Regions from separate parts of the Homo sapiens genome. Here region 2 is linked to region 1. The links are chromatin loops, found by intact Hi-C in ENCODE. Cell type or tissue: Caco-2. All regions are shown on one strand. Each heading gives the region's core, and the rest is flanking DNA. Links, peaks and the distances in the headings are about the cores only. Region 1 overlaps RASAL2 (RAS protein activator like 2). Region 2 overlaps RASAL2 (RAS protein activator like 2).

Region 1 (16,706 bases), core at 4,942-12,941:
AGCTAACATCATAATGACAGGATCAAATTCACACATAACAATATTAACTTTAAATATAAATGGACTAAATGCTCCAATTAAAAGACACAGACTGGCAAATTGGATAAAGAGTCAAGATCCATCAGTGTGCTGTATTCAGGAAACCCATCTCACGTGCAGAGACACACATAGGCTCAAAATAAAAGGATGGAGGAAGATCTACCAAGCAAATGGAAAACAAAAAAAGACAGGGGTTGCAATCCTAGTCTCTGATAAAACAGACTTTAAACCAACAAAGATCAAAAGAGACAAAGAAGGCCATTACATAATGGTAAAGGGATCAATTCAACAAGAAGAGCTAACTATCCTAAATATATATGCACCCAATACGGGAGCACCCAGATTCATAAAGCAAGTCCTGAGTGACTTACAAAGAGATTTAGACTCCCACACATTAATAATGGGAGACTTTAACACCCCACTGTCAACATTAGACAGATCAACGAGACAGAAAGTCAACAAGGATACCCAGGAATTGAACTCAGCTCTGCACCAAGCGGACCTAATAGACATCTACAGAACTCTCCACCCCAAATCAACAGAATATACATTTTTTTCAGCACCACACCACACCTATTCCAAAATTGACCACATAGTTGGAAGTAAAGCTCTCCTCAGCAAATGTAAAAGAACAGAAATTATAACAAACTGTCTCTCAGACCACAGTGCAATCCAACTAGAACTCAGGACTAAGAATCCCACTCAAAGCCGCTCAACTACATGGAAACTGAACAACCTGCTCCTGAATGACTACTGGGTACATAACGAAATGAAGGCAGAAATAAAGATGTTCTTTGAAACCAATGAGAACAAAGACACAACATACCAGAATCTCTGGGACGCATTCAAAGCAGTGTGTAGAGGGAAATTTATAGCAATAAATGCCCACAAGAGAAAGCAGGAAAGATCCAAAATTGACACCCTAACATCACAATTAAAAGAACTAGAAAAGCCAGAGCAAACACATTCAAAAGCTAGCAGAGGGCAAGAAATAACTAAAATCAGAGCAGAACTGAAGGAAATAGAGACACAAAAAACCCTTCAAAAAATCAATGAATCCAGGAGCTGGTTTTTTGAAAGGATCAACAAAATTGATAGACCGCTAGCAAGACTAATAAAGAAAAAAAGAGAGAAGAATCAAATAGACACAATAAGAAATGATAAAGGGGATATCACCACCGATCCCACAGAAATACAAACTACCATCAGAGAATACTACAAACACCTCTACGCAAATAAACTAGAAAATCTAGAAGAAATGGATAAATTCCTCGACACATACACTCTCCCAAGACTAAACCAGAAAGAAGTTGAATCTCTGAATAGACCAATAACAGGAGCTGAAATTGTGGCAATAATCAATAGTTTACCAACCAAAAAGAGTCCAGGACCAGATGGATTCACAGCCGAATTCTACCAGAGGTACAAGGAGGAACTGGTACCATTCCTTCTGAAACTATTCCAATCAATAGAAAAAGAGAGAATCCTCCCTAACTCATTTTATGAGGCCAGCATCATTCTGATACCAAAGCCGGGCAGAGACACAACCAAAAAAGAGAATTTTAGACCAATATCCTTGATGAACATTGATGCAAAAATCCTCAGTAAAATACTGGCAAACCGAATCCAGCAGCACATCAAAAAGCTTATCCACCATGATCAAGTGGGCTTCATCGCTGGGATGCAAGGCTGGTTCAATATATGCAAATCAATAAATGTAATCCAGCATATAAACAGAGCCAAAGACAAAAACCACATGATTATCTCAATAGATGCAGAAAAAGCCTTTGACAAAATTCAACAACCCTTCATGCTAAAAACTCCCAATAAATTAGGTATTGATGGGACGTATTTCAAAATAATAAGAGCTATCTATGACAAACCCACAGCCAATATCATACTGAATGGGCAAAAACTGGAAGCATTCCCTTTGAAAACTGGCACAAGACAGGGATGCCCTCTCTCACCACTCCTATTCAACATAGTGTTGGAAGTTCTGGCCAGGGCAATTAGACAGGAGAAGGAAATAAAGGGTATTCAATTAGGAAAAGAGGAAGTCAAATTGTCCCTGTTTGCAGATGACATGATTGTATATCTAGAAAACCCCATCGTCTCAGCCCAAAATCTCCTTAAGCTGATAAGCAACTTCAGCAAAGTCTCAGGATACAAAATCAATGTACAAAAATCACAAGCATTCTTATACACCAACAACAGACAAACAGAGAGCCAAATCATGAGTGAACTCCCATTCACAATTGCTTCAAAGAGAATAAAATACCTAGGAATCCAACTTACAAGGGATGTGAAGCACCTCTTCAAGGAGAACTACAAACCACTGCTCAAGGAAATAAAAGAGGATACAAACAAATGGAAGAACATTCCATGCTCATGGGTAGGAAGAATCAATATCGTGAAAATGGCCATACTGCCCAAGGTAATTTACAGATTCAATGCCATCCCCATCAAGCTACCAATGACTTTCTTCACAGAATTGGAAAAAACTACTTTAAAGTTCATATGGAACCAAAAAAGAGCCCGCATTGCCAAGTCAATCCTAAGCCAAAAGAACAAAGCTGGAGGAATCACACTACCTGACTTCAAACTATACTACAAGGCTACAGTAACCAAAACAGCATGGTACTGGTACCAAAACAGAGATATAGATCAATGGAACAGAACAGAGCCCTCAGAAATAACGCCGCATACCTACAGCTATCTGATCTTTGACAAACCTGAGAAAAACAAGCAATGGGGAAAGGATTCCCTATTTAATAAATGGTGCTGGGAAAACTGGCTAGCCATATGTAGGAAGCTGAAACTGGATCCCTTCCTTACACCTTATACAAAAATCAATTCAAGATGGATTAAAGATTTAAACGTTAGACCTAAAACCATAAAAACCCTAGAAGAAAACCTAGGCATCACCATTCAGGACATAGGCATGGGCAAGGACTTCATGTCCAAAACACCAAAAGCAATGGCAACAAAAGACAAAATTGACAAATGGGATCTAATTAAACTAAAGAGCTTCTGCACAGCAAAAGAAACTACCATCAGAGTGAACAGGCAACCTACAAAATGGGAGAAAGTTTTCGCAACCTACTCATCTGACAAAGGGCTAATATCCAGAATCTACAGTGAACTCAAACAAATTTACAAGAAAAAAACAAACAACCCCATCAAAAAGTGGGCGAAGGACATGAACAGACACTTCTCAAAAGAAGACATTTATGCAGCCAAAAAACACATGAAAAAATGCTCACCATCACTGGCCATCAGAGAAATGCAAATCAAAACCACAATGAGATACCATCTCACACCAGTTAGAATGGCAATCATTAAAAAGTCAGGAAACGACAGGTGCTGGAGAGGATGTGGAGAAATAGGAACAGTTTTACACTGTTGGTGGGACTGTAAACTAGTTCAACCATTGTGGAAGTCAGTGTGGCGATTCCTCAGGGATCTAGAACTAGAAATACCATTTGACCCAGCCATCCCATTACTGGGTATATACCCAAATGACTATAAATCATGCTGCTATAAAGACACATGCACATGTATGGTTATTGCGGCATTATTCACAATAGCAAAGACTTGGAACCAACCCAAATGTCCAACAATGATAGACTGGATTAAGAAAATGTGGCACATATACACCATGGAATACTATGCAGCCATAAAAAATGATGAGTTCATGTCCTTTGTAGGGACATGGATGAAATTGGAAATCATCATTCTCAGTAAACTATCGCAAGATCAAAAAACCAAACACCACATATTCTCACTCACAGGTGGGAACTGAACAATGAGATCACATGGACACAGGAAGGGGAATATCACACTCTGGGGACTGTGGTGGGGTGGGGGGAGGGGGGAGGGATAGCATTGGGAGATATACCTAATGCTAGATGACGAGTTAGTGGGTGCAGCGCACCAGCATGGCACATGTATACATATGTAACTAACCTGCACAATGTGCACATGTACCCTAAAACTTAAAGTATAATAAAAAATAAATAAATAAATAAAGTGAGAGGAAGCTGTTTTTAGTTTTATAAGTATCTGTGATGCCTACCACTTCAAATCAAATAAGATGTTACAACTAGTATTGAACAAGCACAGAAGCTTGCTTTACTTCACAGAGAAACACTAAAAATACTGAATCTCAGTCAAAAAAAATATTGTAAACATAATAATTTCCCCAATATTTTGGGGGAAAAAGAGATAAAGAAAATCTTACCATGAGGCCAAATAATAGAACATTAGAAAGTAGTTTGAATTCATAAAATGACAGTTTGAAACATAACACTTGTCCAATAACCCTGTAGATCATGTTTTATTTATTTCATTTTCATGCAGATCACTGGCAAATCTGTAATCTAAAGTAGGAAGCTGCGGTACTTTAAAAGCTGCAAGAGAATTATTTTGTTAGCCTAATATTTGCTAGGCTCACCACCAATACTACTTGGAAAACTGTAAAATAAAACGACTTACATACAGATAATTTTTCTTACTGACATTTTCTGAATTCTATTTATATGACACTGCAAGAGACACAGTAAAAATATTCCTAACCTAGGTATAAAAACTCCACTTTTGGATCTTCTCACGTGAGCAAAGGTTGCTGTGAGTCTACAAGAGACCTATGTGGAATTAATTCTTATGTATTTTACTATCGTGGTCCCTGGGTTTTGAATTCATCGGCAGAAATATAAACAATCAAAATGATACATTAAATCATAGGCACAGCATTTATGGTCTGCAGAAAACTTGTTCTTTAGCATTATTTCAGCTGAATTTTTATTTAACAAAGAGACAAAGAGAAGAAAATATCTTCTTAAAACATTCCTGAAGCATCCAATAGAGGTTGTTTTTATTGTCTATTAGATTATAATAATTTAACCTGAAAACGCCAAGAAGTTTTTAGTCTTGTTTTGTCAGATTCAATTTATCTTCCTTACCTTAGATAAGGAAAAACTAAGCTGTTTTAAAGGCTAACTTAATATCTTACTACAAGTGACTATAGAATGAGAAAAGACTTAGCTAATTTTAAAAACAGTATATTTTAGTAGTGTGAAACCCACCTGTCGTCATCAATGTAATATGCCCTCCCATTTAAATCCCTAAAAGCTAAGGAATTAATGCCCTTAATTAGCTGGGTGTGGTGGTGTGCACCTGCAGTTCCAGCTCCCTGGGAGGCTGAGGTGGGAGGATTGCTTGAGCCCAGGAGTTTGAGGCTGCAGTGAGCTGTGATCATGCCACTGCACTCCAGCCCGGGTGACAGAGTGAGACCCTGTCTCAAAACAGAAAAAAAAAAAATGTGCACACAGTTTAGAGTCAACTGGTTCTACAACTTGTTAAAACAAACAGCAATACCCAGCCCTCCTCTTTTAACACATTTCCTTCTGCAGAAGCAACCACTTTTACCTCTCTTAGCCAATTGTTTTGGTAGTTAACATCAAATATTGAATAATATTGCTTTGTTGATACTTTAAAATTTCTCTATTTTAGACATTATCTATTGACTTTCCACTATGAAAGATGAGAATGTGAATCCTTCCTCCTCCATCACCATCCCAGTAGGTGCATACATACTCCTATTCTCTCACCTTCCCTATATAGTTACATAATAATTTTGGTAAAGGCAAACAATATTATGACTATGTACGTTATTTAGACTCCAGCCACAGAGTAAATCCTATGTAGACTGTAGCATAGTGGTCAGGAGCATAGATCTTGAAGGCATACTTCCAGGGTTCAAAGCCTATCTTTGCCACTTAATGGCTGTCTAGCTATTTAGGCAAGTTACTTCACCTCTCTATGCCTCAGTTTCCTTATCCATAAAATATTCATTGTAACATTATCTACCTCTTGGGTTTACAAGGATTAAAAAATTCATATATGTAAAGTGCCCAATATGATAAAAAGTGCTATAGAAGTGTTCTCTTTGTCCTGAGCTACTTTTTTGTTTCTCTTATAGTGTTCTCTTGTATTATTCATTTGCTTAGATATCTATATGCTTATTGTTAATTCAACCACAAATGCGCTTCCTATTGTTTCCGCTGATTGAGTTAACTTATCAATTTTGTGTTCTTGGAAAGTCTCGCTACAGCCTTATCAGCTGCTCCAGTCTGAACTGGCTGTCTTTATTCTACATCTTGTACCGAGCTATTAAACTTGGTTCTGTCTTTAGCATTCTACTAAAAGTTCCCTTTTTCTCTCCCCTGTGCTAGATCTCCTGTCCTCATTCTTAGTAAAACATATCTTTCATTAGCTTCAGGAAAAATGATGTGTAGGAGGTAATCTTTTTTGAGTCTTGCATGTCTGAAAATGTCTTTATGCTATTCTCAAATTTGACTAATAGTTTACAGCTAAATATACAATTCTGGACTGGAAAAAAATTTCCTTCAGAATTTTGAGGGCATTCCTCATTGTTCTCTAGCTTCTGATATTGCTTATTGTAAGTCCGCAGCCTTTCTGATCCTTTGTATGTACTCCAATTTCCCTTTTTTTGCAGGTTTGTAAGACTGTCTCTTGTCACTAGAGACAATTTAGAATTTCATGAAATGTGACTTGTCATGGGAACTCAGTAAGCCCTTTCAATCTGGAAACACATATCTTTCAGTGGTGGGAAATTTCCTGAAATTATTTTGCTAGGGTTTTGCTCCCTTTCTTTCCCTTTTTCTGGAATTGTTGTTTTGATATTCAACTTCCTAGACTGGTCCTCTCATTATTTTATCTTTTTTTTCTCTCCACTTTCTATTTTCTCAATTCCATTTTCCAACCCTTATATTGAGTTTTATATTCTAATTTTTTAGTAGACAAAAGCTCAACTTTGTAAAACATTCTGTTCTTGTTTCATGTATGTAACATCCTATCTTTCTGAGGATATCAATCATTTTTTTAAAGTTTTCTGTTCCCTGCCTAGTCTCTACCTCCAAGTTGTTTTTTCCCTTTTTTCTTTTTCTTTTCTTCTTCTTCTTTTTTTGTATGTTTTAGTCTCTCTCTTTCAGGCTTTTCTTCAGATGTCCACTAATCTTGGGAAAGTTGGTATTCTTAGATCTTTCTTCTTGGGCTAAATACACCAAGGGGTATTCTACTAATCTCCTGCCTGTAGGGTAAAGGCAAGTGAGAGAAGAAAGGTGGAGGAGTCCCATCATTCAGCGTGCACATATTCACCTAATTCCCTCATATGTGGTAAAATGCCCTGTTCTCAATTTTGCCTAGTATCTCCCAATCCAAAGATACTTGGGCTTTTTTTTTTCCCTCCAAAGAGTATACTTGGAGTCTTATACTAAGGTGGAGGTATAGGTAGGAAGAACAGTTGTTCAGTGGAATGGGGAAGAGGAGGAGACCTGGGGATCTGCTACCACATATGTCTGGCTCAATTCCTGAGCTATTTAAAGATTCTGTGGTAAAGGTCAGCTTCATTTTTAGCCTTCTTCATAGCCAAGTTAAGATTTGGCTTTCTTAAGTAAGCTATGTCATTTGCCACACTCTATTTGCTTTTCAGCTTTCAATGTGTGTGTGTGTGTGTGTGTGTGTGTGTGTGTGTTTGTGTGTGTGTATGGCTGTTTTCTTCTTTCTCGTTCTCCATATCCTTGATGGATCATGTCTTTAAAATAAAACACCTTTAGTAGGTTTGGTGGAGTTTCTGGGAGGAGTATAATTAGATGCTTGTGTTCAATCTGCCATTCATCTCCTCCAGATGTCCAGGCTGAATCTAAAAATCATTCCTACTTCCCACCTGATTCTCCAACCACCACAGTGGTTTCCTAAGAACTTGGCCTTAGGGCTGATTAAGAGGAGCCTCTAGTGTGGGTATCACATTTTGGAGTACTCTACTCTGGTCTTCTTGGGCACCCATTTCCACAGAACTTGACTGTACAAACTGGGAACAGTAACCATGACAATAGCCTATACAAATGACTTCCACAAATTAGAAAGGGAGTCCTTTATTGAAGAAACTCTACTGCCATCTACTGGAAATTTTATGAAACAGCTACAAATCAGCGATAACAAGTGACAGGTAATTGGGTAACAGTTTGAGCAACCATAAGTGGCAGCACTGCCTTGGAGCCACCTTCACAGAAGTAAACAAATCTCCACTGTGCTAAAATATGGAAGATAAAAGAACAAATTAGGAATCCAAACTTCAAATTACAGCAGAATTGTGGTCTCGCACCTCAACTTAGAATTGAGAACTGATGTCCCAATCGAAAAAAAATGTTACTGCTAATCAAAATCTAGCTCATAAGAGTAACAAAAGTAACAAAATCAAACAGTAAAATTGATTTTAGTAGGTTAGCTTGAGAACTTAAGTACTAGTTTTTTTTTATTTTATTCATGTCAGTTTTGAGACCCAATTAACTACTTCCAAAAGAAAATCAGGAAAATGTTCAAATGTAAATGAAGTTTTTGCATTTAATTGGCTAATAATGCAAACTTCTTTCTAATGGGCAAATCTAACTATATCAGATTGGTAGTAAGGTCAGTTCTGTTATAATATTTGCTTTGAAAACTTTAATGTTCTACTGCAATTGATTTATTTTAGGTAACAATTTGCACATAACACAAAATCTGTGTTTCCTTATGCACAACCTTCACTACTCACATATCCTGTCTATCAATGCTATTATCATCCAGTAGTTTTATAGAAGATTCTAGCATCTTGAAAATATTTCACAAATTATCTAGATATTTCTAACAATGTCTTGGGAATAAAAACAGAGTCCTCACTAATTTACAAATTTCATCTGTAATAAACACTAAATGAACAAAGGAAACTCTACTCACCAAGCCATGTTGAATATACAAGATGTTCATATTCAGATACACCTCAAACATCTACCAGCTGCCTCAGTTCACTGCATGAGTGTTATTAGCCACACCCAACATGCCTGTTGTAACAACATTCTATCCGCTTTTAAATAACCCTCCTTCTATCAATTCAAAATACACTTACAAATTAGTCTGATGCCCTCTACCACAAGGAAACTTTAGGATTTTTTCAAGGTAAAGTGCTATATTCATTATAGTATTTGAAACCTAGTTTTATCACTTTTTTGTGTGTTACTGACCATGTTTTTGAGAGTAGTGCCCCTAACCACTTTGTCTCCACTTGCATAGTGTAGTGATTTTTAGGACTCTGTATGTCATATTATAACAGAACTGACTGTATATGGCTATTTTATCCCATAATCAAGCCAATTCTTCCAGAATATTACCATCAGTATTACCACATACATCCTTCCAAATCTTATTTCAAAGAATAAATATATAGTCACTCATGGTTTTTAAGAAAACCCAAAACTACTCAACCAAAACCTTGAGGAAGATTTTTCCAGGGTTTTCTACCTTAATTATTCATAATGATTTTGATAATTCTTGAGCTTATCTGAGTTCTCCTCAAATTACTTGCATATCACTGCCATCTATTAATGTGGAATACAAATATAATGCCTAGATATTATGCAGCTGTTTTAATGTGAGCTTTCTTATAGACAGTAGTCAAATAATCTTATTTTACAGGAGAGGAATAAGACATGACATTTTAAGGAAATTTCAAAGAAAATCAGTGGCTGCCATTATCCACTGAGCTCCAACTTTCAGAGCTAGAAATACCAGGATATTATTTTTTATAAAGATTTTGATCTTTATATGTATTAATATATCACCATAAAGTTCAAGGTCTGCTTCTGTTGGTTAAGTAAATACACACATTAATTTAATAGCCAATCTAAATATTGAGTACTACCATACACAGACATTATTTATCAGCATTTTTACTCTATTTTATAAAGGAAAGAATATATCTCTTATAATATTAAATCTTCATTATGCACATATCCTGTCTACCAATGCTATTACCATCCAGTAGTTCTACAGAAGATTCTAGCATCTTGAAATTATTGCATAAATTATCTAGATATTTCTAACAATGTCTTGGGAATAAAAACAGAGTCCTCACTAATTTACAAATAAAGTTAGAACTGAGGCTAATTTAATCTAACAGAAAGGGCCAGGGTTTAAACCAAGGTTTCCCAGCATGAGCAACATAGTGACACCCTGTCTCTAGAATAAATTAAAAAAAAAAATAGCCAGGCATGGTGGTGAGTGCCTGTAGTATCAGTTGCTTGGCAGGTGGAGGTGGGAGAATCAGTTGAGCCTAGGAAGTTGAGGCTGCAGTGAGTCATGATTACACCACACCACTGTAATCTAGCCTGGGCAACAGAGTGAGACCCTGCCTCCAAAAAAAAAAAAAAAAAAGCTAATGTTTGAATAATCAATATCTTTTATTAATTCTGATCAAAAGCTTTATCCTTTATAATATTTTTATAAATACCCTAGAGAACATATTCTACTTTAATATTAATTTTCTTCAAAGTTTTCTCAAGTTTTTGGTCACTCAGAGGTCAATAAACTTAGGAAAAGATGGTATAAAGTAAAAGGCTGGCTTTTCCTCAGAGTTTTCCAACTTAATTTCCTTTTTTGGTCTTCATGTATACAAACATAAAAATTTTAGATAGCTAGCTTTGACTCTAAAAGACTTTTGATACACTCTTCTCTAAGGCTTGCTAGAATATATCGGAGGCATACTATGTTAAATTATAATTTTAAATGTATTTACCAAATGTTTATAGGTTTTTGAGGACTCTAGGATAATAACACAAATTTACTATCACAGGCACAGTTTTTATAAAAATCCAGACATTCTGTAAGTAAGATGACGGGATAACTTTAATATTTTATTATAATATATTAAAATAGAGGCATGAGATCTCTGCAGCCTTGAGTTAGTAAATGTTTGGATTTGAATTTACCAGTTCAATCTGAACTTTCTGTTTGAGGACTGAGAAAGCCTCGGATTTACGAATGTTTGGCATTTTCTAATTAAACCAGCTTTATGAACATGTTTATGATGTTACATGCAAACAACTATCCTTGCTCATTTCAGGCTCATACTGTAGTTTGCCCATTTGGGCATGAAAACATGAACTTTACCGGAATGTCAAAGAAATACAACAAAAAGATTGGAGACAGCTCCAAATTCACCTTGTGCTATCCACCAGCCAAGCAGTAAGCAATATGCAATAACAGAGATAAATTTTCTTCCATAAATGCACAGTTCATAAAAATGTCCACTCTTCAGCTTTCACTTTTCCCCCTTCTCAGAGTTCTTGCAAGCTATTTGATAGCTTTGGTTTTTTTAAAAGAAGTTGAATTTGTAGGTTACATTGACATTGAAAATGACTATTTACTAATTTTAGTTCACACGGCCAACTAATATGCCTTCCAGTATTATTTGTATACAAAGAACCCTACTACCTCCTCTTGAAAATTCAGCAAGTCATGCTTTGCATGGTTTGAATCTAGATAGTCTTTTGATGAATAAATTAAAATCTGGATACTGTTACTAGGGGAAAATAGTTTTTTCCTAGGTTTTCTAAATCTGGAAGTGGGTACTTTAGACATGATGCACACATGCCTTAAGAAAACATCTCATTTTCAGTGGAAAAAAATTTTTTTTTTAAAAGTAATTAGTATATTTTATTTAAAAATATTTTTAGTATGAAAGAAATGCACATTGCTTAAGAAAATCTAGAACATACAAGCAAAATAAAGATAATGCTCATAATACGTTGATGTGTATAAGCAATCTTTATTCTGTGTGCATACTGTACCTTTTTTTAAAAAATGAAATAATGATTAGACTGCACATGCTGTTATATAACTTGTCTTCTTCGCAATTTATTTAGAACATCTTTTTCGTGCTTTTTTTTTTTCTTTTATTATTATACTTTAAGTTTTAGGGTACATGTGCACATTGTGCAGGTTAGTTACATATGTATACATGTGCCATGCTGCTGCACTGCACCCACTAACTTATCATCTAGCATTAGGTATATCTCCCAATGCTATCCCTCCCCCCTCCCCCCACCCCACAACAGTCCCCAGAGTGTGATGTTCCCCTTCCTGTGTCCATGTGATTTGTTCATCTGACAAAGGGCTAATATCCAGAATCTACAATGAACTCAAACAAATTTACAAGAAGAAAACAAACAACCCCATCAAAAAGTGGGTGAAGGACATGAACAGACACTTCTCAAAAGAAGACACTTACGCAGCCAAAAAACACATGAAAAAATGCTCATCATCACTGGCCATCAGAGAAATGCAAATCAAAACCACAATGAGATACCATCTCACACCAGTTAGAATGGCAATCATTAAAAAGTCAGGAAACAACAGGTGCTGGAGAGGATGTGGAGAAATAGGAACACTTTTACACTATTGGTGGGACTGTAAACTAGTTCAACCATTGTGGAAGTCAGTGTGGCTATTCCTCAGGGATCTAGAACTAGAATTACCATTTGACCCAGCCATCCCATTACTGGGTATATACCCAAAGGACTATAAATCATGCTGCTATAAAGACACATGCATACATATGTTTATTGCGGCACTATTCACAATAGCAAAGACTTGGAACCAACCCAAATGTCCAACAATGATAGACTGGATTAAGAAAATGTGGCACATATACACCATGGAATACTATGCAGCCATAAAAAATGATAAGTTCATGTCCTTTGTAGGGACATGGATGAAATTGGAAATCATCATTCTCAGTAAACTATCGCAAGAACAAAAAACCAAACACCGCATATTCTCACTCAAAGGTGGGAATTGAACAATGAAAAAAATTTGATGAATCAAAATCTATGTCAAATTTAGTATCCTTGGTAACTGTAAACTGCTGAATGCAACAGTCGGAGAACTCTTGTCAATAAGAAGTAAATTCTGTGCTTAAGCACTCCCTTCTTCTTCCCCATACACATTTGTCTCAATTTGCTTATTTGGAAACAAAATTCTGGATTTTCATCTTTCCTCTTTAGTTCTTCCTTTGCTAGTGCTACTTCATCTTCCTAACCTCTAAATGTTGTCCCAGGGCTTAGTCTTTGCATTTCTTCTGTCATACATTCTAATAGGAATGTCATTAAATCTCAGGGTTTTAAATATCATCTATTTGCCAAAGGCTTGCAATTTGTATCTGTAGTCTGTACCTTCCCCTTTATTTCCAAATTCATATATCCAACAAATTTCGACTTGGGGGTCTAATAATACCCTCAAACTTAACGTGTGCAAAAATTGAGCTGCTGGTCAATCACACTTTCAAACTAGTTTCTCCCAGTCTTCCCACTTTAAACAATAGTAACTTCATTCCTGTAGCTGTTCTAGCCAACATTCTTGAATATTCTATTTCTCACTTTCCACATCCAATCCATTAAGCAAATTCTGAGTTCACTGTAGGTGTGTGGATTTGTTTCTGGATTCTCTGTTCCACTGGTCTGTGTGTCTGTTTTTCTGCCTGTGCCGTGCTATTTTGGTTACTATACCTCTGTACTGTAATTTGAACTCAGGTAATGTGATTCCTCTAGTTTTGTTCCTTTTGCTCAGAATGACTTTGGCTATTCAGGGTCTTTTGTGATTCCATATAAATTTTAGTATTGTTTTTTCTATTTCTGTGAAGAATGTCATTGGTATTTTGATAGGAATTGCACTGGATTTGTCGACTGCTTTGTGCAGTATGGACATTATAACAATATTGATTCTTCCAACCCATGAACATGAAATATCTTTCCATTTGTTGCCATCCTCTTCAATTTCTTTCATCAGTATTTTATAGTTTTCATTGTAGCGATACTCACTTCTTTGGTTAATTCCTAGGTACTTCATTTTACTTGTGGCTCTTGTAAATGGGATTACTTTTTAAATTTCTTTTTTTCAGATTGTTCACTGTTAACATACAGAAATGCCACTGATTTTTGTATGCTGATTTGGTATCCTGTAACTTTACTGAATTTGTTTATCAGTCCTAACAGTTTTTTAGTGGAGTCTTTAGGTTTCTCCAAATATAAGATCGTATCATCTGCAAACAAGAATAAGTTGGCTTCTTCCTTTCTAATTTGGATGCCCTTTATTTCCTTCTCTTGTCTGACTGCTCTAGCTAGGACTTCCAGTACTATAACAAATAAGAGTGGTAAAAGTGCACAACCTTGTTGTGTTCCAGATCTAAGAGGAAACGCTTTCAGTTTTTCCACAGGCAAACGTTTAAGAAGAATTGTCTCCATTTGCTGTTTTGATTTCCTTATCACACTATCTTCTCAACTCATTTCAGTAGGGCTTCTGCTGCCACATACCATTAAAACTACAGTTCCTAAACTTACCAAGAACCCTAATGTCACTTAATCTAATGTGTGGTTTTTGTTTTGTTTTGTTTTTGAGACAAGGTCTCACTCTGTCGCCTAAGCTAGAGTGCAGTGGTGTGATCTCAGCTCACGGTAGCCTCAACCTCCCAGGCTCAAGAGATCCTCCCACTTTAGCCTTCAGAGTAGCTGAGACTACAGATGTGTGCCACCATGCCTGGCTAATTTTTTTATTTTGTAGAGATAAGGGTCTCACTATGTTGTCTAGGCTGGTCTCATACTCCTAGACATAAGTGACCCTCCAGCTTCAGCCTCCCAAAGTGCTGGGATTATAGGTGTGAGCCATCACACCTGGCCTAATGATTTTCGTTAGTCCTCATCCTAGTGGCCCTTTTGGTAGCATAAAACAGAGTTGGCTATATAGTTCTTAATCCTCCCTACTGTGTACTTTGTAATAGTATAGACCACTTATGTGACAGTACAATTTAGCTTGTTTTTCTTTGTCTTTTTAAAATTTTCTTTAAGTATAACACACATATGCTCAATGAATTATCACAAAGTGAACACACCTGTGTAATTCCTACCCAAGTCAACAAACAGAACACCACTGGCACTCCAGAATCCACCTTTATATTTCTCCCAATCACTATTCATGCCTCCTCCCCAAAAGTAACCACCATCCTAATAACTAACACCATAGATTAGTTTTAACGGTTTTGGAACTTGATATAAACGGAATCAGACAGGATGTACTAATTTGTGTCTGTTCCTCAGTGAACTCTTCGTTAAAATATCTGTTCAAGCCTCTTGCTCATTTTCTACGAGGAAGCATTTATATATACTAGATAAAAGCCCTTTGTTCATTATAGGTGTTGCAAATATATTATTCTACTCTGTGGTTTGCCTTTTCATTCTCTTAATGATGTACTGATTGACAGAATTCTTAATCTTAATATAGTCCAATGTATCAATTATTTCCATTACAATTTGTGTTTTTTGTATTGTTTAAGACAAACTTGTCCAACCCACGGTCCATGGGCTGCATGCAGCCCAGGATGGTTCTGAATGCAGCCCAACACAAATTCTTAAACTTTCTTAAAACATTATGAGATTTTTGCATGAACCTTTTTTTTTTTTAAGCTCATCAGCTGTCGTTAGTGTTAGTGCATTTTGGGTGTGGTCCAAGACAATTCTTCTTCTGATGTGGCCCAGGAAAGCGAAAAGATTGGACACTCCTGACTTAAGAAATCTTTCTTTATCCAAGATCATGAAAATATCCTACACTATTTCTAGAAGTTTTATTGTATTATCTCTCTTGTTCAGATCTTGGAATTGATATTGTGCATGGTTATAAGGTCACTATCTTATAGGTCAATTCCTCCTCATTCCCACCCCACTCCAAAAAGATATGTTATTGAGCCAGCACCAATGACTAAAAAGACTGTCTTTTCTCTCACTGCCGTGAGGGAAATGTCACACCAAATGTCCTTATATATGGGATAACTTCAAGACTCTCTATTCTATTTCACTATTCTATTTGTTTATTCTTCCACCAACACACTATTATACTTTGTTTTTTTTTGAGATGGAGTGTCGCTCTGTCTCCCAGGCTGGAGTGCAGTGGCTCAATCTTGGCTCACTGCAACCTCCACCTCCTGGGTTCAAGCGATTCTCCTGCCTCAGCCTCCTGAGTAACTGGGACTACAGGCACATGCCACCACACTCGAGACAGGGTTTCACCATATTGACCAGGCTGGTCTTGAACTCCTGACCTCGTGATCTTCCCACCTTGGCCTCCCAAAGTGCTGGGATTATAGGCGTGAACCACTGCGCCCGGCCTATTATACTTTTTAAACAGATCTTAATACTAGTAATTAAGTCTTCTCACCTTGTTTTCTTCTGCTGTGGCTATACTTGGTCTATGGCATTTCGAGATGAATTTTAGAATCAACTTGCCAATTTGTATACGTGTATGTGGTGGTAAGGATGGGGACAGAAATTTTGAAATTCATTGAAATTTTGATCTTAAAGAGAACTGACATTGTATTAAGTCTTCTAAACCATCATCATGGTATTTAGCCCTCCATTTGTTTATTTAAATCTTTTTTTCTTTTATGTTTTAAAGTTCTCTATGTAGAAGTCTTTCACATCTGTTATTAGATCTTTTCCCCTAGGAATTTGTTATCATGATGCTATATTAAACAGGATATTTAATTTTTTTTGTTTCCTGTTTATTGCTAGTATATAGACAATCAATTTTTGTACACTAACTTATATTTTAGTTTCTATGTATATTCATCCTATCTTGCTAACTACATAAAAAAAATGTTCTAAGAGCAGAAATCTTATACTTCTTTTCACTCTTAGCGACTGGCATAGAATGTTACATATACAGCAATTATTCAATGAAATACCTGACAGCAGAAATTTTGGCTAAAGACAAATCACTTGGAGATA
Region 2 (15,764 bases), core at 7,695-15,694, 160 kb before region 1:
GGTTGTATTTGCAATAAATCTTTTATTTTCCCCTCCTGTAGCTGTGGCCAGTGTAGGGAGTGGCACTGATAGAAGAGATACAGCTGCTGCCACGGAGGCCCAACATCTGAGTTCAGAATCTAAAGAAAAAACATCAGCACAAAAATCAGGTAACTGCTTCTGTCTACCAAGTTCCTACTCTTACCAGTGGAGCAGTTAAATCTGGACAGTCACTCCTTGGCACAGGGCCCTTGAGACCTTTTCATGAAAGACAGCATGAAATGTTGGGAATAGGGATAGTAATAAAGAGGTGGATTCTAGTTTATGCTCCATGACTATTATGAAAACTTAGGGGACAAGTTTCTGAATTTCTATTTCTCTTCTGTGAAGGGGATGTGGTAAAAACTACCCTGCCTATATCACAGCGTTGTTGTGAGCACCCAATGAGATAACTATAAACTTTATAAACAATAAAATGCAATGCAAATATAGTCTTATTATGAGATTGTAGTTCCTGTAATGATTATGGATGGCTCACGGGCAAAGGCTGGATTTATTTAAAAAGTCAGAGAACTTCTTTAGAATTTTCTGTGGTGGGGAGCTCAAGGAGAGATGAGTATTTCCGGCATGGTGTGGAGTATCTACTTACTGGATTAAAAGTAAGGAGAAAAATACAGAAGAAACAAAAAAGAAAATAATTGCCTGATGGGTAGCCAGGCTGTGGAAGACTTCGCATTACCCAAAGCATGGGACTCTTTTTTTCAGCCACTAATTGGTTAACCCTAATTGTGGCTGAGCATTCTTCTGCTCAGCAGTTTCTTTCTTCTTCTTGAAATCCCAAATCAACATGTAGCATCTATGGTGTCCACCGGGTGCTCCTGACTGCTAAGAACTTGAAATGGAAATAGGATAATATCCCCCTGAACAGGTAGCACTTTCTTTTTCAGGGCACCCTTTTGGAATCTTGAAAGCAGACTTTACCATCTCAACTCTGATGGACCCAGAAGAGATGAAAGACCAATTTCTGAGACAGGTGAGACTTCTGCACACTCTTCTAATTCTGATCAGATGATTGGACATTGCAAGACAATCTTATAAAAACCAATATATTAAGGTGGAAAACCTGTGGAATATGACCTCATCTTGTTCCACTGCCATCACTTTGGCTCATGGTGACAAGTTGGTTATGTGGCAAGATCTTTTTGGATCTTTTCTTACCCTCTCCAATGTCTTTCCTAAGTTTTTTTTTTTGTTGTTTTTTTGTTTTTTTGTTTTTTTTTGGTCAAGACAGCACGGTCAGAGGGATCTGAGCGTGGGTCTTAGTTTTGCCCTTATCCATTGTGTAGCTTTGGGCAAGTAACTTAGTCTTTCTGAGCCTCAGTTTCCTCCTGAAATAAGAATGATAATAATAATGCCTAACTCACATGGTTGGTGTTATGATTAAATGATATATTCCATATAAAGTGCTTAGCAAATAATCTGACACATAGTTGGTGCTCAATAAACATTAGCTATTATTTTTGAGTCAGGGTCTTGCTTTGTCCACCTTGGCTGGAGTGCAATGGTGTGATTATAGCTCACTGCAACCTCCAATTCTTGGGCTCAAGCAATACTCCTGCCTCAGCCTCCCAAAGGGCTGGGATTATAAGCGTGAGCCACTACGCCTGGCCAGCTATTATTATTATCAACATTATCACTGTAGTGTTCTGAATATACATTTGTTCCAGACTTTATTTTTTTTGGTTCTTAAAAACTACTGTGCCATGGGAGACTGTGGAGGAAGAATTGTTCCTAAATACTGAGAGAAAAGCTTCAAGCCGATTTTTGAACATAGTCTAAGGACACATTTCTCAATTATATCAGATAATAACCACAGAATGTCAGTGCTAGAGAGTACCCTATACACCATTTAGCCACAATCTTAATTTTACAGACAAGGAAACATTGGCATTTACCTGTTAGTTCATTGCAATTTATTCATAGGCCAAACAAATATCACCCTGGGAATTCATTCTAGAATTTCACAAAATCAAGTTTCTAGAAAGACCAGTAATATGTGTGTGTGAGTATATAATGTATATGTGTTTACTATAAATTTTACTGATATAAAGAATGTATAGCACACAATTTACAAATTATAATAAAATATATAATACTCTTTATTGTAATTTCATATAACCAACTGAATCTTACAAAATGCTCATGATTTTGGAAAATTCACACGAGCACGTGACTGCATGCTTGCCAGGAGTGGAGGGGGGACTGGAGAGCTTTCAGTACATTTTGCTATTGAAAGAACAATAAGTATGAATGGTGTAATTTAGCATCTGATAAGTTTCAAGTAATAAGACTTCAGTGCTGAATATTAGGTCAAGAAAAGTTAAGAACCTTTTCTTTTTTTTTGGGTGGGGAGAGACAAAGGAATTCTGAGTTCTCTTATGTTTATTCCTTAAAGTCAAATGTAGTTAAGGGCCTTTTTTTTTGGTGGGGGGTGGTGGAGGTAGACAAAGGAACTTTTGAGTTCTCTATGTTGTTTACTTTTTTTTTTAATTTTTATTTTTTTAAGACGGAGTCTTGCTCTGTCGCCCAGGCTGGAGTGCAGTGGCGTGATCGCGGCTCACTGCAAGCTCCACCTCCTGAGTTCACCCCATGCTCCTGCCTCAGCCTCCCGAGTAGCTGGGACTACAGGTGCCCGCCACCACGCCTGGCTAATTTTTTGTATTTTCAGTAGAGATGGGGTTTCACCATGTTAGCCAGGATGGTCTCGATCTCCTGACCTTGTGATCCACCTGCCTTGGCCTCCCAAAGTGCTGGGATTACAGGCGTGAGCCACTGTTGTTTACTCTTTAAAGTCAAATGTAGCATATTTGATTCTGGCCTGGGCCCTTCAGCACTCCTCAAGGGGTGTACTCATTGAAGCTTCTGACTCCAAACCAGAAGCCACCTACCTTCTGCTTTAAATTGAAGCCAGTGGGGAAACTGAGGTCGAAATAGGGAATTCCATCTTCTGGTCAGCTTTGTCAGAATGTATCTATTCCATAAATGGGATGACCATGTTAATGGAGAGAATTTCTACCTCACAGACTTAAAGGACAGATTGGTGGGGACAAGGTGTATGTGGGGGAAGGCTGAGTATATATTGTCAGTTTTAGTAGAATTTTAAATTCCAAATAGAAGGGAAGGAAACACCTGTAACCAACTTACCCCAGTTTCAGGATTGGGGACAGAAAACATTTTAAGACAGCTACGCACAGTGCTCACAGCTTGATTTGGACTAGTGTTTCTTACCCCCTGGCTCTTCGGAATCCCCTGGCAAGGTTAAAAAGAAAAAAAAAAAAAAAAAAGCCTGGCCAGGCCCAATCCTTAGAGAGATTCTATTTAATTGTTCAATGGTGGAGCTCAAGAGGTACTCCTCTGTTTTTTTTCTTTTTTTTTTTTTTTAAACAACTCTCCAGTGATTCTGATGAACAATCAGGATTGAAAACCACTGATTTAGTCATCTGTTTTAGTGTTCTTTGTCATTAAATTTTTTTTTTTGCTAACAAAATTAATTTATGTATTTTCCTACTGGTAAAATGCTAATAAAAAAAGTCAGGCAGCTGGAGGGAGGCTAAAAACAATTACAGGGTATGGATATGCATAAAGGGTATACGGATGGATAGTTTAGGGCTAAGAGGACCATGAAGTAAAAAGACCGCATCAACACTTTCTCTCTTTTTGATGTTTCAGATCCAGGAAGTCTTAAAGCTTACATTAGGTCACGAACAATTTAGACTGAAATGGGTCAGCTTCGAAGTGAACAAAAAATAGCACAATTCTTGGATATGCAGTTTCTGTTTCATGCAATCTTCTCTGGATTTTGAGTAAATTTTAATTTTTTAATCCCTAGTAGAACAAGATTAGGAAGAACTCGACATGTGCCAAAAAGCACAGACCTACAACTAACACAAAACAAGACTACACATGAAACCTGCATCCCTGGATTTTACAGAATGAAACAGGGATGCAGGAGAAGATGGGTGTATTTGGGAACAATCATGTTGGGAATGACAAATGAACTTCTATTAAGAAATTAAAATAAAAAACCTGAACCAAACATCAAAAATCCTGAAAACAAACCCCATTAATCTAACTGGAAAATTACAAGAGGATGGTAGTGGTCTAGGAAGCTAAGTGGGGCTACATTTCCTAATAAACCAGATGAAACTTTCTTTACCTGTCACAAGTTATTAAAGAGATTTCAAATTCTGCAGAATTCGAAAGTAACAGTTTTATCACAATACATGCTAATGCTAGTTATTTTTCCTAAATTGAAATCTTATTACATGGAAGTTGGGAAATTCTAGGACAGACTGTTCTTAATGTTAAAATATATTTTTAGAAGAATATTCCGGCATACATTTCCTTTCTTGTTTCTCTTCAAGTGTCCTAGTCACCCAGGTGCATGCTAGAAGACAGCAATATGTCAAATATAGTAGCAACTTTAGTCTGAAATGTTTAAAGTTAAAGTTTATTTGTATTCTTTGTAGGAATATCAATAAAAGACCTCAAACGTATCTATATCTGTACATGTACAAGAACTGTCAAAAATTATTCACAGAACAAAAATAAATCTTCTTTAGAACAAACCCAGGTAATGAAATGCTGATACGGATCTCACATACGGAATAATCTAAATGCTACTAGCACAAAAATATGGCTTTAAAAATAAAATAAAATCTTGGGTTTTGTTTTTCTAAGGTGTATTTCTCTTTCTTGAAATAAAAAATAAATTATTTAGAGCTATCATTGTAAAATAGTCGTGTGTTAACACACTCTTATTAAGGCCCTGGAGATGAAAAACAAAATCAAATTTAGAAGGTCATTTCCTCACAGGTGTAACTCAGGTTAATGTGCTGCTGTCTGCTTAAGTTAATATAACTAGGAAATGTCTAAGCACCAGTCAAAATTTAACCTAATTTACTATTTAACTTTCCTGAAGGTGGTCATTGAGTCAATTAGTATTTAACCTTTTGTTGAACTGGGAATTGAAATGTTTCCCTCGAAAATTTGGAAATCACATAAAATGATATTTACACATAAATATCTGTACCCCCACAAAGATGATGGAGGTCCCTAAAACACAACTTCTGTGGAAATCTCTCTACAACAACAAATAAATCTGGTTTTAAGTCTCAAACTAAAAAAAAAAACAAAAAACTTCCTAGGGTCAAATGAGGGTATTTAAGTGGAAGATAGCAACTGAGTAGGAAAGGAAAATGCATGCTGAAATGCAGGCAAAGACTACCACTTTCCTTTCCTCGGGTGCTCACTGCATTTCCCAAGTCTTGCTGTGTTGGTTACTCAAACACTTGAGGCTTAACTGATCAGGAACTGAAACTACTTATTTCTGGATCCTACTCTCAGATCAATGATATTCAACTTTATTTCTATGATTCCCCATGGTATCAATAATGATATCTAGGGTTCTTGAGACAATGCCAAACCAAGTCAATTTCAAGTTGCTTTAACTTATATATACATATAACACATATAGTACATTTTTTAGGATGATAGAATGTCATAAAATCTAACAGACGAGAGCATAAAATCTGAAAATCTCAAAGTTTGGGAATCACTGCTCGATAAAATGGATTAACATTCAGAAAAAGGAAGCCCCAGGAATTATGTTTTGTGTGGGTGTGTGCATGTGTTGTCTACAGAGACTGCCTTTTTATGTATCTATGTATTTTAAGAGTGGGCAAGGGATATAAATATTCCTGTTTCCTGGAAACTCTGGGCTACTGAGAAGACTGCTTATGCATTCATTCCCTTAGGGTCGTGTCTCTTCCTCAGGTTCTTTCACTCCTCCTAAGATATTTATTCTATCTCATGCAAATTTCATCACTTTTGTCCTTCCTAAACCCAAGAGTATACATAATCGGGTCATGACAAAGAGAATGCTTCTAGAACTAATAACAATCATTCAAACATGAAAAGAGATTCTATTTAAAAATTCAACACTCCAACATTTCTTGCTTTTAAGAAACTAAATCCTTCAACTGACGCATTGAAAAAACAAAGTATCTCAAATTATCGGCCCCCAGGTAAGGGGTAGGAAGGCAACTATTTACTGCTGGGGTAAGCAGGAGATTTCACTATTAGACTTGAAAAAGGGAAGGAGAATGGAGAAGGGAGCCCTTCTGGCTTTCCACAGTTGATAGGAGAAGGTGGCCTCCAAAGGTGTAGCTGAAAATGCAGTGAAGCTATGGCATGTGGCTGTTGGGTTTGGCCCTGTGACAAGTCTAGTCTGGTGTCAAGCGTGTGTGTTGGGCTCAATGTCACAATGGGGTAGACTGATGGGACTGAGGTAATCCTGAAGAGGGTTCCTTTCCCACGCTCAGTCCTATAACCAGCCTTCTCAGGAACTCCAAGCTAGAGGTAACTAAAACTAACCCTCTATGGAAGGGGAAACAAATACGAATGCAAACTCACTTGATGGCAGTTATTTTGCTCTGGGACTTCCAAAGAAGAACTCTGCTCTCAATCTGGTGTACCTCTGAGAACACAGTGAAAGCCAGGGGTCTACAGAACCACAGACCCATCAACAAAGGCCCCGGGTAGACTAAGATCTGAAAAGCTTTACTTCCAAAGTCAAGCTCATTCTTAAGGGCATATAGTTAACACTTGTAGCAGTCTTAGGTAATCTTCTTTTTCTTTCATAATCTTAACACCATCACAGAGAAACACGGAAGCAGACCAGTCAGAGAAAGCTAATTCTGACCAACTTGATACTATATGAAAAAAAGCAAAAAGCTATAGCAGCATGATTACCTCATTTTACCACATTTTTCTTACCGTTAGACTGCCATAAACCCCAACAGTACCTTGGTGATAGTGCTTGGAACATGGTAAGTGCTCAAGTGCTTGTTATAGTTACCTAGTTATAATCTCCCCTCTGACATGGCTTTTGCTGCAGAGACTCAGGGAATATGATGACCTGATGGAAATGTGACTCTTTTTGCTGCTTCAGCTCAGATTGCTTATTGCTTCAGTAATATAAAAGGGGAATATGAAGCTCTTTTCTGACTCCTACCAACACTGTCCTCATTAATGGTCAAGTCTGTTGTCAGCTAGACATGCACTTTACAAGCACTTCACCTGAATTCCAAATTCCACTCAACCCTGATCTATCCTGCGCCCCACAATGTGGTGTTGTTTTGAGGGAAACAGGAAGTGCAAGACATTGCTATCTTAATCTATTTGCCTCTCTTCAGCCATGTACCTCCTCCCAGCAAACAAAGTTATTTACCTACTTGAACTGAGGGAAAGCCAATTAAGAAACATCTCCATAAAAATTATCACCTGTTGGTGGCTTCTCTTCTTAAAAAATCCTTCAGAGTAACTTATACAGATTGCAGCATTCTCTAAAGAAATACTGAGAAAAAAGGTTGGACAGGAGTAGGCTCACAGGATAACTTAACATTTAACATCTATCAGCAACTCTGAACTTTTAGCTTATTGGTAATGCTCTATTATTATTATTTTTTACTATTTCTTCTTCATTCAAGATAACCTGGTAGTAGAAGGCTGCATAATCTGTCCAAATGTTTTGGGCATTAAATCTTTCAGTGAAGACAGCCCTCTAAGGAGCTCCCATAATGCTAATAAGATACACTCTATCCATCAAAAGCACATTTGATTTTTTGGGGCTTCTCTCAATTCCCAATATAAGTAATTTTATCAGCCCTCTGTAATCCATAATCGGCACTTAAGAGCTTCCAAACCTCAATGGCAAGACATCACCCACATTACATACTTATGGCCAATGAAACTGACAATTCTCTTACCAGGTTTTCTGTGGCACAATTGAAGGCTTTTACAAAGAATGAATTAAACATGGCTTGAGCTGAGAATAGCCAGAAACAAGAACAAATCTATGCTTACATCCCTCCTCCTTCAACAAAGGACACTACACTTTGGAACAGTTACCTCTTTTTCCTAATAAAATAAGTGATTTTGACCACAGTGTGCCCTCCGCTTGGAGAGAAGGTGTAAGAATTTGCAAACCAAAACCAAAGGTGAAGAAAACGTAAAAGTGCCAAAACAGCTGGATATAAAGTGTGCAGATCAGATAAACACAGTGAGAAACTCCCATTTTAGATCTGTCTGGCAGAAACAGGGATTGCTATGAAAGAAACTGTTTTAAAAGGTTGTGGGTTATGTGGCCATGGTGAGGTTGCTGAAACGTAAGGTCCAACACAAAGATCCACCTGAGAGAGGGCAGAGCTCAAGAGGCTGGAATGCAAGCCTGGGACTTGGTGAAAAGGAGGGCTTGGTGTCTGTCGGCATCACTCAAAAGAGGGCACTATACATGTTCTCTTATAAATATTCTGTTATGGAGAAACACTCACTTGATGCATATGGCTCCCTCAGGTCCTTTTTTTTCCATCCCCTTTTTCTAGAAAAAAAATTCTTTAAAGCTTATAATTTAAAATCAACATCAACTTATTCGAGAAACATTGTTGCTTTCTCAATATAAAACAACTACTTAGATCTTGCTTAAAGAGGTTTGAGACCCTTTTAACATTATATCTGAACAGCATAGAAGGCATGAACTTTTCCTATTTGTGCAGTTATATGTACATATGTGTGAATATATATTATATATATATTTGTATATATAATGTCTGTTTAACATGTAACCTTCCATACTTCTGGTAATCAAGGTTGCATTCAAGATGACATTGCACACCTCTGGAAAAAAGGAAATGAATTCGTTTCCATGACTTTTTCTGTTCTATAATAATAAGGCTATGGATGACAAGTGTTGAAATTGGGTCATTATTGTCAGATCTACGAGCATTGGAATAATAACTGGAATGTGCCATCCTGACACTTTCCATTATTTTCTTTTTCTTTTAAGAGAGTGATGCTTCAAATTTGGATTTCCTTTCTTTATTGAGGGGATAAGGGGAAGAAGTACTTTAAAAGTTAAAGATGGAGATAAAATTACCCCCCATAGATTTGCTAGTACAATGGATAGAGTCTTTATCCCAAACAAAAATTATAACAACACATAGAAAAAATTTTTAATAGGAAATATTCAGAGATTCCAGCTGTGGTATGGTTAGCCCTTTTCTGTATGGAAGAAAGGGTGTTGATCTGGATGGCTTATGGACAGCTATTTAAATAACCTCTCCAGGGGAGAGTAAACCCTGTTGGTGATGACAGCTCCCACTATGGGGAGGAAAGCACAGTGAATGTGTGAAGATGAAGATGGTATGTGGAGACACAAATATTTATAGTTTTGTAAACTCTAAAGAGGAAAAAGAACACCCTTTATTACAATTGGGGTTAAAAACAAAAAGCCCCTGTCTAAAAGAGAAGACTCCCATCTGCTGTAGACAGAGGAAATAAACATATTGACAGGAGTTCAATAGAAATTACTCCTAAAGTCCAGTTTTGATGCAACAGCTTTTGTCTGTGTCCTCTGAAACAGTGAATCCCCAAATCAGATTAGCTGTCCAACCAGAACCAGTCTTGGTTGATCAGTGGAATAAATTATTGTTTTGTATGGATCTTGGTATTTGCATGTTTTCTGAAAGGACAAGAGGGCCAGAGTGGGGTTTTTAAACTAGTAGATGAATCCCTGAAAAATTCCTTCTCACAATGTCCTATTGCACTCCATGTGCTTCTATCAGATAGATGCTTGGTCTCTACCTACTGAACCTACAGGCTCATGTCTCGCTCACACAACAGTTCCTACTTTACTTCCTGTAACAACTGCAGTGCTTTCAACAAGAGGAAAACAATAATAAAAATAGCAATAATCAAAAAGGTAATCTACATTATTAACTTCCTTTTGGTATATTACAGTGATATTTTCTGTACATGGCCCAGAACTAAGTTCCCTATGTACATAGAGATGTGGGGGAAAAGCATTGACCTTGGAAGTCGCCGCCTTATGCCCTGAAAGACAAGGTTCCTTTCTTCATTCAGGAGTTTCTCACCACATCGCCATTGTGAAGTAGCAACATTCTGTAAACCTGGAGGGGCTAGGTAAAGGTCTGGAGATAGGAGAGTGGGTCAATTTCCTTCTGTCTCCTTCCACAGACAAAGCCCGTCAGCAGCTGCTGTTTTTGAATTCACCATTCTCCGTGATGGAAAGCTTGGTGGGGTTGGTGGGGGAGATGCCATTGCGGACCTGCATGCTGTACCGCTCCTTCACTTGGGTCAGCGCGCTCATCAGTCTGGTGTTGGCTGAATCCAGGGACACGATCCGTTTTTCCTACAACACACCAATCATGGCTTTATTCAGGCTACAGGCAGGAGGTAACACGCTTTCTTTACTGAATGACTAGTCCAGTGCTTTCTCTCAAACAGTTGTATGCATGGTGCTTCCCAGACAAATGGAACGTCTCTGCCTCTTTCTGCACACTGGTCAGGTTCAGCTTCCCCTGAGCCCAGTGGATCTGTGTTTATTTTTTTCTCTCTCTCTTTTTCTTTCAGCATAGCAGGACTTTTTATTAACAATCTCTTGGGACATTAGACTGTCATGTAAAAGTGATACCATGTGTTACCTCAGACTATGCAACACAGGTATCAAGCTGCCTTATTATACTAAGTGCTTTAGGTCAAAATTGAAACATGGAAATTAGGTGGCAAAGAAAGAAGCACCAGAGGTTTCATTTCACAGAGGAGAAGAGCATGTGATCTATGGGTTCTTAGCCCCAAAAGAGGGCATATCAGTCACATTTGGAAGGAATTCACATTGTGCTCAAAATTAAAACAATACATGGTGGCAGTGTAGAGTCACCAACAAGGTGAGGTTGCAACAGCAAGAGGGGAAAAAAGCAGCCAAAAAGCTCAGACCAAGGAGTTACTTGAATATGGGGAGGGAGATGTGCCGAAAAGGGAATGCCATCAACATAACACATGAGAACAAACAGAGAACACAGGCTCCTAGACCCATTCCAGCTCAAAGTTACTCCAGGAGGGCTGCCCAATACGGAGATTGCTTTCATTTTACTTTTGAGTCTCTGAAAAAAAATGCTTTAGAAACAATATTTGGAAACCAAGCATTGGTGAATACACACACACAAAAACCAAGGGGGAAGAAAAGAGGAAAAAAAATAGGCAGTCTAACTAAAGGAAAGTAGGACTATCTAAAATTTTTTTAATAAAATCATTTTATCAAAACATTATCAGTCTCCTAAGGATTAGGTTAGAAGAGATACCCTAATCTTAGCTTCAGCAGCTCAGTAAATCATTCTAGAACCTTTCTAACATGAAGTCTATAGTTTTCAGAAAACAACGCAGGAAACAGTCTTTACCTATGCCTGTAAAATTAAAAAGAAAATAACACATAGGGAATACCTCCAAAGCCAAAAGGAGTTTTACTACCTTAGGGGTTTTTAAAATTGACCCTGAGAAAAGCATGGTAAAGTTTAGTCATGGTAAAGTTCAGAGAGGAAGTAGCAGGGCTCAGGGCTGGTGCTGCTCCTTGCTATTAAAACAGCAGCTACCCAGGGCTGTCATGTAGTGCTACACTTTGGGACACATGCTACTGGGAGCATGCAGAGTGAAGACCACGGCCCTGGGGGAAAAATCTAGGTAAAATCACATACCACCATGGCATCAAGTAATACTTCCCTTTACTCTCCTGCTTTCTGGGGGCAGGAGGGTAGGATCCGTAAGGCAGCAGTGCTGGTGGTCACAGTTTCAAAAGTATATTAAAAAAAAAGAAACAACAACAAACTAGCTCTTGCTTGTCATTATCATTTAAAAAAAAATCCTTCTTTCCCTGATGGAGAACTCATGTGGTAAGATATACAAAATCAGCACTATTAATGACCCATGCATCTGGTATAAAATGCTTTTTATTTTAGGAAAGTAATTCATTTTAAGGATAGACAAAACTAAAGGAAAGAGCTGCAAGGCTTTTAAAAAATAATTATTATTAAAAAAATTTTAACCAATGAAGTTTACTGGGATAACAAATATAGATCTTTGAAAAGCCAATAGGTAAGAACTGGCCAGTGAATACTAGAAAACAAGAGGTAAGAGCTAAGTATGATATTCCCCCCTCCCTACTCGCATTATTAGGAATGATCTCTAAACTGAGTAACTGATAATTTCTTGAACGATTAAAGAAAAGATATTTCAGAACTGGGATAAATTATAAGGCCTCATAAGGAAATTAGGATTCTCCAGGGTTCATCCAAAAATAAATAATTCATAAAAAATTTGATTTTTAAAGGGTCAAAAAGCCTAAGAATGACTGTAATTACTTACTGCCTAAAAAGGTAACAACTGAAGACAAACAGCCCCCCTACTAAACAGCTGAAAGTTTCCACATAAAGAAACTCCCTTTGTATTTCCCCCTATTGCCAACCTCTCAAAATAAAACAAAAAAGTTAAAAAAAATCAAATAGAGACTTATGAAAGTCAAGTTCAGTTGACAAAAGATGCTCGGACATTTCAATTCTGCCTGGATTGTAAGGGAAAGCAATCTAGTCCACACCTGACAGGAAGGATTCCCATGTGGGGAGTGGCAGGAGCTGGAATGTGTAGGAGGCCAGTGCACTGGGCCAGGGCTGGGAACTGCTCAGCTAGAGAACGGACGCGGGGTTTACTTGCCTGTTTGAATAATCTCATCTCCATTTATGACCTGTAATTTAACACAGCGGAGATATCACTTGCAACAGTAACTAGGCAGCTGCTTTTGCTTCTCATAGGAGGAAGCCCTTCTCTGTTCTCCACCTGAGTCACATAGAGAGATCCTGGGAGCCACAGTGTCTCCTCATGCTCAGGGGTGAAAGGTGGCACATTCTCTGGTCTGATATTTAAGAAATGGATCCTTATGATCACCACTAGGATCCCTATGGCCCCTAAGCTACAAGGTCCAGGATAGGTGCTTCTGCCACTCACCAAAGGAGTGCTCATCCTTTTGCAGTTCCTGTTAGAAAGTGGCTGATGCAGGCCTGTGCCTTGTAGCATGAAATGACTCAAAAAGAGGCAGAGGCTGAATTCAGGGACAAGATTTTCCTGGGAGCACAGGGCTGCTGAGAGACATGAAAACCAGTTTACTGGGCACCTGGCTGGTAGTGTTTTGGGAAGTGTTGACATAAGAGTCACTTCTCTGGGAAGCTTTCACCCCAAACACGTCTTCATTCTATTAAATGATGCCAGAAGGGCTGCTCTGCTCCATCATTCACTTAAGAGAGAAGATTTATCCTTACAAAAGAAAGGATCTGATACAAAAGTCATTCATTACAAAGAATGCCAAAGGATGTTTAAAGTCATTTGCTATAATAAGATTTTAATGTATCAGTAAGCCAACAGCTGGAATTAAGAAACCTTCCTTTTAAGGACACTATAATTTTTTAAAATTTAACTATAGTGTTTAGGATTTGTGCTATGCATGGTGCAGAGGTTTTCCAAATATAGTTTAGTGGATTCTCCCAACTATTCTTTAGGGATCCACAGTGGGTCTCTGGTAGAATAATTTATTATATAGTAATATTTGTGTTTGGGTAGGTAATTTATTATATTTAACCAATCCCAGTATGATTTGATTCATTAGTTGAGAGTGTGGTCCTTGCTGTTGAGTGGTCAGTGGAAGGAGCTGGATATTCATTTATGAAAGGTGCCTGGATTCTACCAAAATAGTCCAGAGAACCAAACCATTTCAAAACCACTGTCTTGAAGTATGGACTGAAAACATTAACTAGCTTAGCAGACCACCAGTCTGACAGTGACTTACGGTTTGAGGATAGCATTTCTCCCATTCCTACACATGACACCCTCCTGGTTAACTGAGAGAAAGTCCTTACTTTCCAGAGCATTTGAGTCCTAATAAATCAGATTCCCTCCCTGGCTTTTACCTCCTATGCCTAGCAGGTGACTTCTGCTTTATACCCAGTCACCTAGCCCTAATATAAAATTAGGGGGTGGGGTAGAAATCTTCAGGAGCTAATCATGAGGCTGTCCTGTCAGCCTGTGTACAGAACCACAACTGTGGCACACCCAAGCTCCCTCTGCTTAAGACTATTACATTTTTTTTCAAGACAGGGTCTCACTTTGTCGCTCAGGCTATAGTGCACTGGCGCAAATATGGCTCACCACAGCCTTGACCTCCTGGGCTCAAGCTATCCTCCCACCTCAGCCCCCCAAGCAGCTGGGACTACAGGCATGAGCCACCATGTCTGACTAATTTTTGCATTTTTTGTAGAGGTGGGTCTCACCATGTTACCCAGGCTGGTCTTGAAATCCTGAGCTCAAGCAATCCGCCTGCCTCAGCCTCCCAAAGTGCTGGGATTACAGGCATCAGCCACCTTGCCTGGCCAAGACTGATACTTTTAAACCAGCTGAAATTATTTAAAAAGTCTGTTTTATCTCTTAGTACTAACATCTCTCCTTGTGTGGTTATTAATAGAACTCTTCTTGCTTTATATTGTTATATTGAAATTTCCAAAGTGAAAACCTACTAACATTAGTTTTCCTGACTCAATTGCCTTATTTATCCAGGCTGTTTTTCTTAAGTCTCTGGGATGATTTTTTATAGTGTGAATAGTGAGATGGCCTAGTCTCCACTACCCTTACCTCACCTACCCTGGGGGCATCTAGAAAGATTTCTTTCAAAGGACCAAGTAAGATAATTACTACAGACCTTTCTTCTGATTCTCCGCATGTCTAAGTATCCAGAAACTATAGAGTTCAAGAATCCAAAATATTTTAAGGAGCAGTGCTGATTGCATCCTCACAACTCTCACCTGACTTCCAAGTCTAGTGTGTTTAAAGGAGTGTGAGGCCCATGAAGCATTCTTTCCACGACCGTGCTTTCAGCCTCACTCTCAATTTTGTTGAAAAATAAACCCATTCCACATGGACTCTGTAAGGAAACTAGACTGTTAAGTACATGTTTAAGAATACTGGGGGCTCTAAAATATGTTGATTACTAGCTGATACCTAGAGAAGGGAGGAGGCTATCTATGCATAAAATCCTTGCTCTCATTTTTTATTTCACAGCTTAGGGATATGATATGTCATTTAAGGTTGAAAAATGCAAACCTGGATCGGCTATCTTCAGGGAAGCAACACATTCAGTGGCTAGATCAGCCACTATCAAAACTATAAAAACTGTAACTGCTTTTTGTTATTTGTTTCACCCTAAGAAATACAACCATATTTTGCAATGATAAAATAAAAAGGAGTTAGAAACACTTCTTGCCTCCTGGATTTTGCTCTAATCATTGACATGTCCCTATGAGGTGCTCTTGGCAGCCTTTATGTCATTGGTGTCACAGGTGTGAGCTACAGTGAGCAGAAGCCTAGGTTCTGATTTCAACAACCTTTTCTTTTTTTAAAGTTTTATCAAAAGATGCTCTCTAAGCACAGCACCAACAAAGAAGAGCAGCCAAGCACATTCCAAGCAGCAATGCCAAACCCTAAACCAAAAGAACAACAAGGAAAGGTACCTTTTTACAACCTTGTCTTTCCCTGGCAATTCCATTACTGTCTGGGGCAAAAGGTTGATGGCAGTGGACGTGACTGACAAGACCATGAACAGCACAGCCAAGCAATGGTCAGTGGAGGTCACAAGCCAGGCACATGCAGTGCACTTTTCACAATTACGCCCTTAGAAAATGCCCTCCTTTCCATAGGGAAAGAAGCAAACCCCATCATGCACTAGGTTGAGATTTGTCAAGCAACTGCACTAAACACGCTAATACTTTGCTGAGTAAACAGACTTCTCACCAGTGAAAGAAAGGAAAATAATGGAGGTCACACAGACACTCATT

Evidence for each region. Peaks named below come from ENCODE experiments on the same cell type or tissue, not always from the same donor. Only the 100,000 strongest peaks of a DNase experiment are listed, where the experiment ranks them.
Region 2: it touches region 1 in a loop (3-fold over the local background); 7 of 110 quality-filtered maps call a loop at or near these places.

The regions. Positions count from the first base shown.
Region 1 is chr1:178,302,142-178,318,847 of GRCh38, reverse strand. The region is part of intron 3 of RASAL2 (RAS protein activator like 2); the gene reads right to left. Among named protein-coding and RNA genes, the nearest start is that of CLEC20A, 190 kb to the left of the region's middle. RefSeq lists a silencer at 7,840-8,134. In Caco-2, for the core only: a CTCF peak has its summit at 8,020 (motif pointing left); no DNase peak of the experiment used is centred there.
Region 2 is chr1:178,467,560-178,483,323 of GRCh38, reverse strand. It overlaps RASAL2 (RAS protein activator like 2), which reads right to left. Exons shown (of 18, transcript NM_170692.4): 18 at 4,474-10,249. The coding sequence ends at 10,085. It overlaps CLEC20A (C-type lectin domain containing 20A), which reads left to right. Exons shown (of 8, transcript NM_001395331.1): 6 at 42-149; 7 at 927-1,012; 8 at 3,709-4,084. The coding sequence ends at 3,789. Among named protein-coding and RNA genes, the nearest start is that of CLEC20A, 22 kb to the left of the region's middle. In Caco-2, for the core only: no CTCF peak of the experiment used is centred there; a DNase peak (open chromatin) is centred at 12,543.